Linked DNA regions of Mus musculus: region 2 is linked to region 1. The links are chromatin contacts, found by POLR2A ChIA-PET in ENCODE. All regions are on one chromosome and are shown on one strand. The core of a region is the stretch at or near the end of the contact, and the rest is flanking DNA. Distances in the headings are between cores, read along the strand shown. Region 1 holds the start of Get4 (golgi to ER traffic protein 4). Region 2 holds the start of Cox19 (cytochrome c oxidase assembly protein 19).

What was found. ChIA-PET counts read pairs that join two places held with the same protein, here RNA polymerase II (POLR2A).
Region 2: POLR2A ChIA-PET joins it to region 1 with 21 read pairs in Patski. The contact joins the promoter of Cox19 here to the promoter of Get4 in region 1. POLR2A ChIA-PET finds 5 or more read pairs at or near these places in 3 of 5 experiments (Patski and embryonic stem cell).

The regions. Positions count from the first base shown.
Region 1 is chr5:139,248,638-139,255,200 of GRCm38, forward strand. It overlaps Get4 (golgi to ER traffic protein 4), which reads left to right and starts at 3,687. Exons shown (of 9, transcript NM_026269.2): 1 at 3,687-3,982. The coding sequence starts at 3,828. Sun1 (Sad1 and UNC84 domain containing 1) reads left to right here. Exons shown (of 23, transcript NM_024451.2): 23 at 1-1,202.
Region 2 is chr5:139,340,354-139,347,336 of GRCm38, forward strand. It overlaps Cox19 (cytochrome c oxidase assembly protein 19), which reads right to left and starts at 4,813. Exons shown (of 3, transcript NM_197980.1): 1 at 4,719-4,813; 2 at 2,210-2,321. The coding sequence starts at 4,800.

The DNA of each region.
Region 1 (6,563 bases), core at 2,437-4,936:
AAATGTGCTGTGGTCCTGAGGACGTGCTGAGTCCTCTGAGGCTGTGCGTGTGTTCTCAAAGCCCAAAAGCCGGGGAGGCTTTTTTAATTCATTTGAATGTATGATTCTCGGACACTCCTTTTGACTTAGGGATTTGCTTGAATGCATAAAGTCAAGAAGCAGATAGGCTGGCAGGTTTCCAGGCTCCTGACATAAAGGCTGAGAGCTCTGCATTGGCCATCCTCTGGATGTCAAGAAGGCAAAGTCCCATCTGCTAAACCCACGTTTCTTTCAGGGAAAACTGTTGCTCTGTCTTCAGTCTGACCCCTTCCAGGTTCCCTGGTGGGGAGAGGCTATGTCATAGACTGTCTGCTTTGAGCTGGGACTCCTCTGATTCCCCAGGGGAGTAGATCGGGCTTTGCAGAAGAGCAGTGGGGTGTGCACACCATGAATGGTGCTCTTGGGTCTCAGCCAGGCCGTTCCTGGCAGATCACAGAATGGACAGGAACCTTGAGAAGGGATGCTCTGCTGTCCTTGAGCTATGAGTCTCTGCTGAAGGGGGAACACTAAGGTGGTGCTAGTGGCTGCCACTCTTGGTCTTTATCACAGCAGCATTCTGTGCTGCCCTTGGGTTTGCCTCTACACCATTATCAGCCCTTCTCACTGATTCAAATTTGGGTATATTTAATATTTAGACTTTTGTGAGTAGACTTTATAACTGATACATCATCTGGACACTTAAAAGTGTTTAGATGTCTTACCTAAAGAATTGTTAAGTTTCATTGGTTAGACAGCCTTGGCAGAATACAAAGCTCACCTGCTGGGGCTCAGAGTTCTGGGATTTCTCGCATGTTGCAAGCAGCCCTTAAGACAGTGGCCCAAAGCACATCCCACTCCATAGGGTTAGAGCCACTGCCTGTGTGGCCAGGTTGTGTGGGATGCACACATTTTGCATACTCAAGGTTACATGCAGAAGTCAGAATTTCCTATATTAAACTAAATTGGGGAATTGGGGGTGGAGATATTTCAAATATTTATTTTTAAAGATGCAAGATAGGACTTTGTGCAATGTATTTTTGTAAATGCTTTTCAAAACACTTGTCTTTGGTAGTGCTTCTACTGCCACTAAATTAAGATGCTATTGAGATGTTTAAATAAAAGAGTTAATTTTTAAAAGTGCATGTGCGATTTCAAGTGATTAATAAAAGTGTGTATTTCTTTTCTTGGCTTGTCTTATCTCTGCCCATGTGAATGGGAGGGATTGCTAGGTTGTGTGCTTGAAGAGTTCCTGCTAAGTCCTGCAGGCACTGCCACTGTCACTCAAGCCTCCGCCAGCCTCTTCCTGCTTAGAGGAATCCGCTCAGAGACATTCCAGTCAGGCTCAAAGGAAGTGGGCCCAGAGGCTTTGGGTCTGGATGTGGTCACAAGGCCCTGAGCTCAGCTTCCAGAGCCAGAGCACCTTTCTACTACAGCCTGCCGAATATATTTTTGGAGCATTTTTCATACCTTTTAACAGCTCTGGTTCCTACCATGTATACAGAAGTGTCACGTTGATTTAAGCATCCTCAGTTCATAGGCTTTCCTTTACTTTTTTTCCCTCTCACCCTAAGACAAGGTTTCTCTGTTTAACCCTGGCTCTTATATCTTAGAACTCACTCTGTAGACCAGGCTGGACTCGACGTCCAATCTGCTTGCCTCTGCCTGAGTGCTGAGCCCACACCATGCAGCTGTTTCTCTGTCTCTTTCTCTCTCTCTCTTTTTAAAGATTAATTTTATGTATATGAGTACACTGTAGCTGTCTTTAGACACACCAAAAGAGGGCATCAGATCCCATTACAGAAAGTTGTGAGTCACCATGTGGTTGCTGGGAATTGGACTCAAGACCTCTGGGAGAGCAGTAGGTGCTCTTAACCACTGAGCCATCTTTCCAGCCCCTAGCTGTTTCTGTTTTAAAGAGAAGCCTGTTACTAGGGCTTTGCTCTCTTGAGGACCTGCTAAACATCTTGAGAGAATTCCAGCCAGGAGGGTAGTGCTCACCTTTAATCCCAGCACTCAGGAGGCAAAGGCAGGTGGACCACTGTAAGTTCAAGACTAGACTGTTCTACATAGCAAGTTGCAGAACACTCAAACAGAGCAATATAATAGGCCCTATCTAGGAGGGGAAAAAGTTCCAAAAAGAATTTATGACAAACTGTACTACACTGTCCCATCCAGACAAGTCATCCCCTGGTCGGACACTCATGCAGCATGAATCACTTGCCCCTTTGTTACTAGGTGTCTGGATCATCAGGTAGAATGCTGTATCCAAGTGGTCCTTCCTTATGTGGTAGTGCCCACAGAGCATCATCCCTCTTCACAGAAGGGTGAGCACGGTACTGTCAGAGTGTTGGGAACCAGCAAAAGACATTTATTCTAAGTACTACCATCTTGTTTTCAGGCTCCATTTAATCATATCAAGAAACCAAGCTCCCAGGCCCTAGGGGAGCTAGGGACTTCCCAATAGCTTACTTTGAACAGCTTCTGTTGTAAGGAAATAGTTGTCTTGAGTCCAGACATCTCGAGGACAACTTCATCTTGCTGGCAGGGTCAAACTAATGTTTATGTTTCCAGGCCTAGGAACCAACCTATCCTGATACAGTGGGAACGCCCTTGTCCAACCCCTTACGACGGATTATGATTAGACAGTGCTACAGCCTGCCCACCCACCTCCCCCTTTCTCTATATTTTCATCCTTTAGGCTGTACAGTATTCCCTCAGGGTTTTACTTCAGCTTCATCTGCTCTGCGGCCCTGACCAATAGCGGCTTGATTACCTGCGTTGACCTGGTGTCTTGAGTTATGTTGGTTTTAGGTTGGATTTAAGCGGACCCCACAGCAAGAGATCATGTTTACAGACTCCTTAATCTGTTACCATGCTTTCTGCTTGCACATGGGTGTGGTGCAGAAAATGCTAGTCCAGCTGGCCCGGGTGCAGGCATAAAAAGTAGGTAAGTTGAGGCAGGAGAGTCACAAGTTCAAGGGCCAGAGTAAATGGAAGGCTGAGAGTGTGTAGCTGACAGAAATGAACGCCCTGAACTTCATCTCCAGCATCCAAACTCATTATTTAAGGATATGTGTAGGGTTTTGTAACCTGAGTTTTGGATGCTGTCAGAGGACAACTCTGACCCTGGCCAGCACCTCCCATCCTCCCCCAATTAATCATGACCTTCCTCCCTTCTCTGCTGTCACCTGCTCCAACCACAGCCAGGTCTTCTTGGAGACATTACAGGTTCTAGCCTGAGCATACTGCCCTGTCCCAGATGTCACTAAGGATGACTGCCACCTGGAGGGGCACTCCCCGGGCAGGTGTGAGACAGGTCAAAGCTTCTAAAATGTGTCTGGTTCATCCATGCGCTAAGGGTAACTTCAGGGGGCGCGCGAATAAGACGCCTCATCGCTGAGTCTTCTGCCTCAGTTTACTTGCGCAGCCTACGTGGCTGATTACATTGTGCAGTGATGACACTAAGCTGGGGACAGCTCAGCGTGTAGTCCCGCCCAAGACCTCGGTCCCGCCCACTCTCGCAAGACTACAAACAAGTTCCCGCGATAGTCTGAGAGCCCCACCCCGTCGGCTTTTCCTGGCCTGTGTTCTCAGGGTCCTTCTCAGACCCCCCCTCAGGGGCGTGTCCTCGCGCGGCTCCCGCGATCCCGGCAGGCTCCGCCTCGATCACGTGCGGCCCGCGGCGCGCCCGCCCTCGCACGGCTCCTCGCGGCCACCGTAGAAGGAGTGCGGCGGCCGCAGGGACGGAAGCCGGGAGGCGCCGCCGACCGCGCCTGCGACAGCGTCAGCTCTGCGCGGAACGCCGGCCCATGGCGGCGGCGGCGGCGATGGCAGAGCAGGAGGGCGCCCGCAACGGCGCCCGCAACCGCGGCGGCGTCCAGCGCGTGGAGGGCAAGCTGCGTGCTAGCGTCGAGAAGGGCGACTACTACGAGGCGCACCAGATGTACCGGACCCTCTTCTTCAGGTGGGCGCGGGTGGCGGCTTAGCGCCGAGGCCCCACCTCCGCTGTTGCTCATTGGCTGCGCTGCGGCGCCCCGCACCCTCATTGGTTTATGCGGCTGCCTGTCGCGGAGCAGAGCGGGGGCGGCGGGCTTGTACTACTCGGCAGGGCCTCCTCTTCTCTGCCTGGTTCCCCCTCCTCCTCTCTCGGCCTCGTCTTTCTGAGTCCCTGCCTTACTCTCAGAGCTGCCCTTCCCCCGTCCTTCCTTCCTTCCTTTTCCCAGGCCTCCTTCCCCAGCCAACTTCTTCTCAGGCCTCCCCTTCCCTGGACTCAGTTTTATCACTAGCCTCTCTCCTCTTCACTTAGGCCTCCTCCCTCTTACAGGCCTCTCTTCCCGCCACTCCTTCTCTATCACACCCTCTTCCTCGCCTGGCCTCCCTTTCTCTGAAGGCTTCCGCTGGTTGGCGAGTCCTGTTGTCAGAGTAGTCTCACCTAGTCCTCCCTTCTGTGGCCAGTGATTGGAATTGCACAGCCGGCTAAAGTGTGGTCAGATGCTGACACCGTGGGCCAGCCTGTGGCCATCTGTATTCCTGCCTCTGTGCATCTGCCAGCTGATAATTCCTACGTAGAACTTTATTCCTGACTACAGGACATCAGCATTTCTGCTCCATGTCCGTAGTGTGGGTTTGGCCCCTGTGCCCCTTAGACCTACTTTTCGTTTTAAAATACGTTTTGTTTTAGGGCAATTTTAGGCCTTCAGTAAAAGGAGTGGAAAGTGGTTATCTTGTACCAGTTGCACATTATCATCCACCCATTACTGTCACCTAGGGCCCACGTGCTGTGGAACTCCTCCTACAGTCACTCCCTCTAGCTTGATCTGAGCACGGTGTGTTCTGTGGGCTGGATAAAGCTGCCATGACAGTGGATGACACTGTACACAGTGGCCTCACTGCCTTGAAGCCCTGTTGGGGGCTGAAGAATCAGTGCTCTGGGAACCCTCTGGCTCGTGAGTGATACTTGTTTACATCTGAGGACAATTCCCACTTCCCACATGCCCAGATTGAGCCTGGCAAGTAGCCAGGTGGACATGGGAGGGAGGGGCATGGTTAAGGCCACACGCAGTAGTTAGCAAGCCATCAGGGACCAGCCTTGCAGTATTTCCCTCCGTAAGTGCTCAGTCCAGGGGGTTGGCAGGTGTGGGATGAGCCTTGGCGTCCTTGGTGTCAAAGACTTCCTGTTTTCTTTACCTATTGGGCGCCCTGGATTTGGAGCAGCGGGGTTTAGTCAGCTTATCGAAACATTAGCCCTTGCTCTAATCACAGGTTACCTGAAGGGCAGCCTTGTTGGGGAATTTTTCTGTAAACTAGACACTATAAATACAAACCAGTCTGGCGACATCTAGTTTCATCACAGTGTCCCTAGTGCCTTTAAAAACAAAAACTAAAACACTCTTAATTATATTAATTATATTGGGAAGGCACTTGCTGTATTCTTTAGATAAAAATCTGTAGCCACGTGTGGTGGCACACACCTTTAATCCCAACACTCAAGAGGCAAAGGCAAGCCGATCTCTTGTGAGTTGGAGGGCAGCCTGTTCTACAAAGTGAGGTCCAGGACAGCCAAGGCAGAGAAACCCTGTCTTTAAAAAATAAAGTTAATTTTTACATGTAGAAACAACTACATAATGATTGATAAAGTAACTGGTTTTTGGTTTTGTTTTGTCCTGTTGGGAATAGAGCCCAGGACATCTCACACGCTACACTCCCTTTTGTTTTTTTCCACTTAAAATTTTGAGGTGGTGTGCCTTCAGGTCTGACTCAGGCAGACCTAAATTCTTGATCATACAGGTTGAGCTTCCTAAGTAGCTAGGATGTCAAGCCTGTGTCATCAGGCCTGCTGAATGGTTGGTTTTTCCTCTGAGTTGAGCTGTCTATCACTGAATAGGATCAGCCAATTGGCCCAAGCAATTTTTGAGTGAAGAAACAAAGGATTAGACAGAGCTAACCCCTGGATTACAGGGGTTACTCTGTGTAGCAGGCCAGTCACTGTGTATACTTCTGCAGCACTCAGGGTACACCCTGGTGTCTTACATTTTTGTTTTATTTTACTGGAACTCACTCTGCAAACCATCCTGGCCTCAAATTCAGGTTTACCTGCTTTCGCCTCCCTGACACTAGAGTAAAGGCTTGCGCCCCTACTGCCCCCACTCATTGTTTTATTTAATCAACAAAAGTGAGATCCGGAGAGTAAGCGTGTCCTTGTTTTGAGTCAACCCTGCTGTGACTGAGGATGTTCTTGTTGGTGTTGTGTGACTAGAAGAGTTCCCTTGGTCACGGTGGACTAGGGATGGTGATGGGCAAGTTCCTCCTTGTAACTGTTTGAAGCCACGTGTTATCGGCATACAAAGAACTGACCAGCAAGAGGACTGGGGTGCAGTGTGCTCCAGGGACACAGCATTCCACCAGGGCCCAGTACTTGTTACAGAACTCAAGTAGACCTCAGCTTCTCTCAACACTGTAGGCCCCAGGAGTGCCTATAGAGCGCCACCTAGACTCAGGGTCGGTCCATGGGCAGGACTGCTGGACAGCATAGTACTCGCTCACGG
Region 2 (6,983 bases), core at 3,563-6,062, 93 kb after region 1:
ACCAAACCAAAACACCCTTGCCAACACTGGACAAAGCCAGAAGTTTCCTTGGGTGCCTGCACTCGCCTAGCTGAGGTCCCATAGGCCATGGAAGCAGGCCCTTCCCTCCCAACTCTGACGCACGTGTTCTATGTGGTGTCGAGTGTGGCACGGGGACTAGGAGGCCTTGCTTCAGCTCACCCCACAGACAAACAGGCAAGAACCTCTGCTGGTACTGTCCAGAGCCTTGCCAGGCAGACTAGTCACCCCCCCAGAGGATCTCAAAGTAGCCACACCCTCGAAGCAATCATAAGTAGGAGTCCCTACTTATGCATCTGTGCCAGGCACTACGGGCAAAACAATCTGCTCAGGTTTGGAAAGGGGTATGGAGGGGGTACTGTAGACAGAACCCAGGACTTCACTTAACTGTGGAATGCATCACCACTGAGCCACGCCCCCAGCCCCTCACTGGGGGACTCTAGGCAGGGGCTCTACCACTGAGCCACGCCCCCAGCCCCTCCCTGGGGGGATTCTAGGCAGGGGCTCTACCACTGAGCCACACCCCAGCCCTTCACTCAGGGGATTTTAAGCAGGTGCTCTAGCACTGAGCTATATTCTCAGCCCTGTTTTTCTTTCTTTTTTTTTTTTTTTTTAAAGATTTATTTATTTATTATATGTAAGTACACTGTAGCTGTCTTCAGACACTCCAGAAGAGGGAGTCAGATCTTGTTACGGATGGTTGTTAGCCACCATGTGGTTGCTGGGATTTGAACTCTGGACCTTCGGAAGAGCAGTCGGGTGCTCTAACCCACTGAGCCATCTCACCAGCCCAGCCCTGTTTTTCTTATCATTTTGAGATAAGATCTTACTAAATTGCCCAGATAGTTTCTGAACTTATTCTGTAGCCGAGGCTGGCCCCAACCTCACCATTCTCCTGCCGCAGCTTCCTGAGCAGTTAGGATGACAATCCTGTGTCAGGCTCCACTAAAGCTCTTACTTGCTGAATCTGTCCAGCTTGCCTGTGGGAACCTCTCCTTTTGTAGACACCAAGACCCAGGGGTTGAGCTGTGGGGAAGGCAGGAACCTGCTCACAGCCTCCTTCCAGGCTGGGATCACTCTGGCCCTCTTGTAAAGCTCAGCAGAGCCAAGAGGAAATTCTCAGCCATCTGCTGAGGCTCAGTTCCAACCATGAGCTATCTGGAAGGGGGTCACCGCCAGAGCTGAGACACCTACACTGTCACCCCCACATGCCTATGCCTCTAGGACTTGTCTGGGTTTGTTAAACACAAAGAAAGCAGGCTTAAGCGGACCACTGACATCTTGAGAGAGGCTGGGGTGCCTGAGTTCCTGTGTACACAGCGATGGGGACAGGCCTCCTTCCCCAAGGACTGGCGTGCTAGCTGCTTCTGCACATTTACAGTAGAATGGCTCTCGTCCTAAGGCAGAGCGCCACAGGTTTTGGTTTTTGTTCTGTTTAAAAGTAAACCTGGGGCCGGACGGTGGTGGCGCACGCCTTTGATCCCAGCACTCGGGAGGCAGAGGCAGGCGGATTTCTGAGTTCAAGGCCAGCCTGGTCTACAGAGTGAGTTCCAGGACAGCCAGGGCTACACAGAGAAACCCTGTCTCGAAAAACCAAAAAAAAAAAAAAAAAAAAGTAAACCTGGGGTGGGTGTGGGGGTGGCCATCATCATCCATTACTGCTTAAGTCGCCATTGTCCCGGTGGCATTTCAAACAGCTTTCAGAGGACAGCGCGAGGCCATGAGTGTTCTTACTGGGCCGAGAATGTGAAAGGCATGAAAACCTGTTGGGCTCAGTCAGCGCCGCTAGGATCTACGATTCTGAAAGCTTAAAGATGGAGGGACAAAGCTGTGGACACTCACTCTGTGGCTTGTCACTCACGGAGGTTTCCAGGGCCGTTAGCGGCCTCCTCACTGGCTAAACTGTGATTTCTCCTGGCAAACATCAGCCACTCTGCTGTGGCAGGGGCGGTGGCTGGGTTGGTAAAATGGACCCGAGTTCCCTCCCGAGAACCCGAGAAAATTGGGTGTGCTGGTCCCAGCACTGGGGGCAGAGAGGGATCCCTTGGCTTGCCTGTAGTCAGCGACCTAACTAGTGAATCCAGGCCAGCAACAGACCAAGTTCCCAGCACCCACGCGGTGGCTCACCACAATCATGAGCACTCACACATGTGAATGCGCACACACACACACACACACAAATAGAACTCACCTTTGCATCCTGCACATTAAATACTCTTTAGATTCATTTCTGCACAAAGCATTTTCATAGTTCTTGTCACGGAGACACCTCATGAATTTTTCTTTAAAGCTTTTACATTCACCTAGGGAAAGAAGAAAGCCAGCATTCTATTAGTTAAAGAGAAGGCCTGACCCGCTCACACGCTGACTTTAGGAGCAGCACTAGGGTTTCCATCAAAATTCGTTCCCTTTGTGAGGCTGTGGGTGTGGCTCTGAGGTAATGTGTATGTTTGGCATATAGTCCCCTGGGTTCAAATCCCTGTACTTCAAAACAAAAGGGCTGAAAGAAGCTGGGGAGATGGCTTACTGGCTATGAACACTGGCTGCTCTGACAGAGACCTGAGTTTGGTTCCTGATACACACATTGAGCAGCTAACAAATGCCTGTAACTTCAGCTCCAGGCTATCAAAAACCTGCTTCTGGCCACCAAGGGTGCCTGCATACAAATGGTGTATATACAAACTCAGATGCACACACATACACATAAACTTAAAAAAATTATAATAAAGCCGGTCATATTGGCACACACCTTTAATTCTAGCATTCAGGAGGCAGAGGCCGGTGGATCTTTGTACATTTGAGTCCAGCCTGGTCTACGCAGCGAGTTCCAGGACAGCCAGGACTACATAGTGAGACCCTGCCTTTGAAAAAAAAATGAAGAATCAATAACGAATTGAAATAAAAATTTTAAATGGAAAATTTCCCAATGAAATGTTGGCAATGAAATCATAATCTAAAAATAGTGAGATGGCTCAGTGGGTAAACACGCTTGCCACCAAGGCTGACAACCTAAGTTTGATCTCTGGGACACACGTGGGGGTGGAGAGATCCCAGTTTTCCACAGTTTGTCCTCTGACTATATACGTGTCATGGCATATCCCCAAACACACTAAATAAATAAGCATAACTTAAAAAATACAGAGGCAGGCGGATTTCTGAGTTCGAGGACAGCCTGGTCTACAGAGTGAGTTCCAGGACAGCCAGGGCTACACAGAGAAACCCTGTCTCGGAACCCCCCCCCCCAAAAAAAAAACCCAAAAAACCAGTAATCTCTAAAGCTGTCCCTGGAGCTGGAGTCTCTACAGCAGTTCACCGAAGCGTCTAATCTACACTAACAGCTGCCGTTTCTACACTAACACGAGGGCTGAGGGCTGCTGCATCTCTCAGGGCTGTGTGCTGGTGGTAGGACTTGTGGGGAGGTCTGTGTGCTGGTGGTAGGTGGGGGGGGGGGGGATGTCCTATGTGCTGGTGGTAGGCAGGGCAGTCTTTTCTTTTTTTAATTATTGTAGTGCTGAGGACTGGACTCAGGTTCCTGTGCGTGCCAGGCACCAGCTCGGCCTCTGTAATCTGAATCTCCAACTCTCTCCCAGTTTGTTTGTTTTTTTTCTTTCCCATGTTCCAGTTTCCCAAAAGGCCTGTTAACTGCAGACTTCAGAACGGTGACTAGAAATCCTCCAGGCTGGAGGCGTGGCTCAGAGGTGAACACTCGCCTAGCATGTGCCAAACCCGGGCTTTCAGCCCCAGTGTTAGATATCAAAAAGCTTTTTGAAAATATTTCCTTGCCTAATGTTCACGGCAGACCCAGAGCCTGGAGCTAGGGGAGGGTGGGTATGTCCTGCGCTGAGCTGAGCTGCCGCCAGGGGGCCTAACATCAAGCTCCGTTCCAGGAGGCCTGTCACCATCCTATCACATTAGCCCCAAGTCTTACTTGGAGAGCCATGACATGTGGCCCTCTGAAATAGGGGCCCTCAAGACTCAGTTTCTCTGACTGCACCCCCACAGTGCTCTGAGCACGCCCAGCCCCACTACCCGGGAAGGACCTGTAATATTAACTGCTCTGCATCCAGGGTCCAGTACCTCAGACCCCACCCACCATTTCTAGCATCCTGTCATCAACACACATGACAATGCCACCCAGGTCTATAACCCCACACACTGTCCCTCATATTCAGCTCCTTCACTTTGGCTCTCAGACCTTCGATCCAGCACCCTAGGCCCTGTCACATCCAACATCTAACTCTTCAGACATTACACCTAAATCCAGCAACTCTGACCCGGCCACTCAAATCTAGTACCTTAGGCTCTGCCACCCAGATCTACAACCCCAGGCCCTGCCATCCAAACCCAGTGCCCCCAAACCTGCCATCTATAGCAAAGAGACAACACTCCAGTCTCTGCCACCCAGACCCAGCAGCCCAGACCCTGAACCCAGATCCAGTACCCCTGACCCTGCCACCCAGATATCCTGCACCCATAACTCTGTCACCCAAACCCAGTACCCCAGTACCCCTGACCCTGCCATCTAGAACCAGTATCCCAGATCCTGCCACCTACTTCCAATACCCCTGATCCTGTCACCGAGAAACAGCACTCCCTACCACTCAGACTCAGCACCCGAGACGCTGCCACCCAGATTCAGTATTCCTAACTCTGCCACCCGATCCCAGGCCGCCATCAGCCTGTGCCTCGCCTCGCCTCACCGAAGTGGTCCAGCGGGAAGCTGCCTTTGTCTGGGGGCCGCGGCTGGAAGCTTTTGGTCCCGAAGTTCATTGCGGTCGACATCACGGCGAAATCCAGAGCGGAGAGCGACGGCGACGCAGGGCAGATGGCTGAACACCGAGCGGGTCCAGGAAGCGTCGAGCTAGTCGAGCGGACGACTGGCCCCACCCCGAGTCCACCCAGGCTCCACCCACCAAGCCCCGCCTCACCTATCTAGCCCCGCCCCTGCCGTGTTGCGAAAGGATCTGCCCTTGGTTTCCAGCCCTCTGAGAAGCAGAAAGAAGCCTGGCAGTCATCTTTTGGTACTGATTAGCAAATAAGGACAGAAAGATGCAGCCATTTGCCCGAGGACACCAGTCTGTGCCCCGGGATCTTCATCCCACCCATCTGTCTTCCAGGGACTGAGTTTCCCATCTACTCAGAGGGAAAGAAGCACACTAAAGGAGGGGTGGCTAGCTTACTGCCAGTGCCGTGACACAGTGATACAAACGGGTTTTACAAACAGAAAATAAAGCAGGGTGCAGTCCCTCACACCTGTAGACAGCGCTTAGGGGGCTGAGGCAGAAGGATTGCCTGAGTTTTCAGCAAACCTGGGCTATGTAGCCAGTCCCACAAAACAAAAGAAAATCTCCCCAAAGGGCATCTTCTGTGGTTCAAGAGACCAGAAGTCTGATCCTAAGGTGTTGGTCATCAGCCCTCTTGTGGCCTGCTGTCCCTGCTGTCTGTTCCAGGGAGCCCAGGTTCTCTCCCAGCCTCTGAGATGTTCTGTCAATTTTAGGTAATTCTGGGCTGCTAGATATCTCCCTCCGGGGCCTCCACTTCTGGGAACATTCTCCCATGTTTCTGTATCCAAGTATTCCTTTTATGACATTGCCACACCGGGGTAGGGCCATCCCAACAATCAATTCTCTTTCCTTCCTTCCTTCCTTCCTTCCTTCCTTCCTTCCTTCCTTCCTTCTTTGCTGTCTGATTTTCTTTTTTCTTTCTTTCCTTCCTCCCTTCTTCCCTTTCTCTTTTTCTCTCTCCCTCTTTCCCTCTTTCCCTCTTTCTCTCTCTCTCTCTCTCTCTCTCTCTCTCTCTCTCTCTCTCTCTCTCTCTCTTTCTTTTGAGACAGGGTTTCTCTGTAGCTCTGGCTGTCCTGGAACTCTGTAAACCAGGCTGGCCTTGAACTCAGAGATCCACCTGCCTCTGCCTCCCAAGTGCTGGGATTCAAGTTGTGCTCCACCATGCTCAGCTCATCCCAACAATTTTAACCTCTGCTGCTTACATCTGCCACAACATTATTTCAAAAGGTCCTGGGGGCTGGGACTGTGCCAGGTGGATTTGGGGGGGACTGTTCTATGGTAGTGGGGTGCACTCTACTGACTCTTTGCTGTTGTTATGGCAATAACACCCATACCCAGCACCCCTGCTTTTCAGCTTGGGGACAGAGAAGAGCACTCGCACCCTGCCACCCTGCACTGCTGTCAGTGTAGGACATTGGCCGTCATTCCATCTCAGCCACACATGAATGCTATGTTCTACACTACACCAGGCCCTGGCAGTGAGCAGAATGGGCTCAGTGGGCTCCTAGCAGCTCCTTGGGGCCAGCTCTTCCTCTACAGTCCCTTGATGAATCCCAACATCACTGACGCAGAAGCAGAAACAATTCCCAGGGGCTGCAGAGAGGTGCTTGACCGGCAGATCTACTCAGTCTCTCCTGTCTTGCTGGACTCCCCTCCTCCACAGGCACTGGATCCCATCCTGCCTTCCTGTCTGGGAGGCTGGATTTAGCAGATCTACAGGCTGCCTTCAGAGGAGTACCATCTCCCTGCCAGACCTCCAGCAAGCCCATTCCAGGTCTGCTTCCAATCACCTCTCAAAACGGGGCCTGGAGGGATGAACTCAGCTGGCAAGGACACTCACTATAGCAACATGAGGACCTGAGTTCAAATCCCTAGAGCCTCCCACCCCCACCCCCAAAAGCCAGGCTGGGTAGCATGGGCCTCTAATCCCAGCATTGTAAGGGGTGCCTTGCTGGCTGCCAGCCTGGCTCCAGGTTCAGCCAACACCCTGTCACAAGGGGATAAAGGGGAGAGAGAGAGCAGGGCAGCTGATGTCCTCCTCTGGTTTCCACATGTGTATGGGGTATACACATCTCACATCTGCACATCAGAGAGAGAGAGAGAGAGAGAGAGAGAGAGAGAGAGAGAGAGAGAGAGAGTTATAGAGAGACTTCAGAAGGAAAGCTGTACTTTGTTGATATC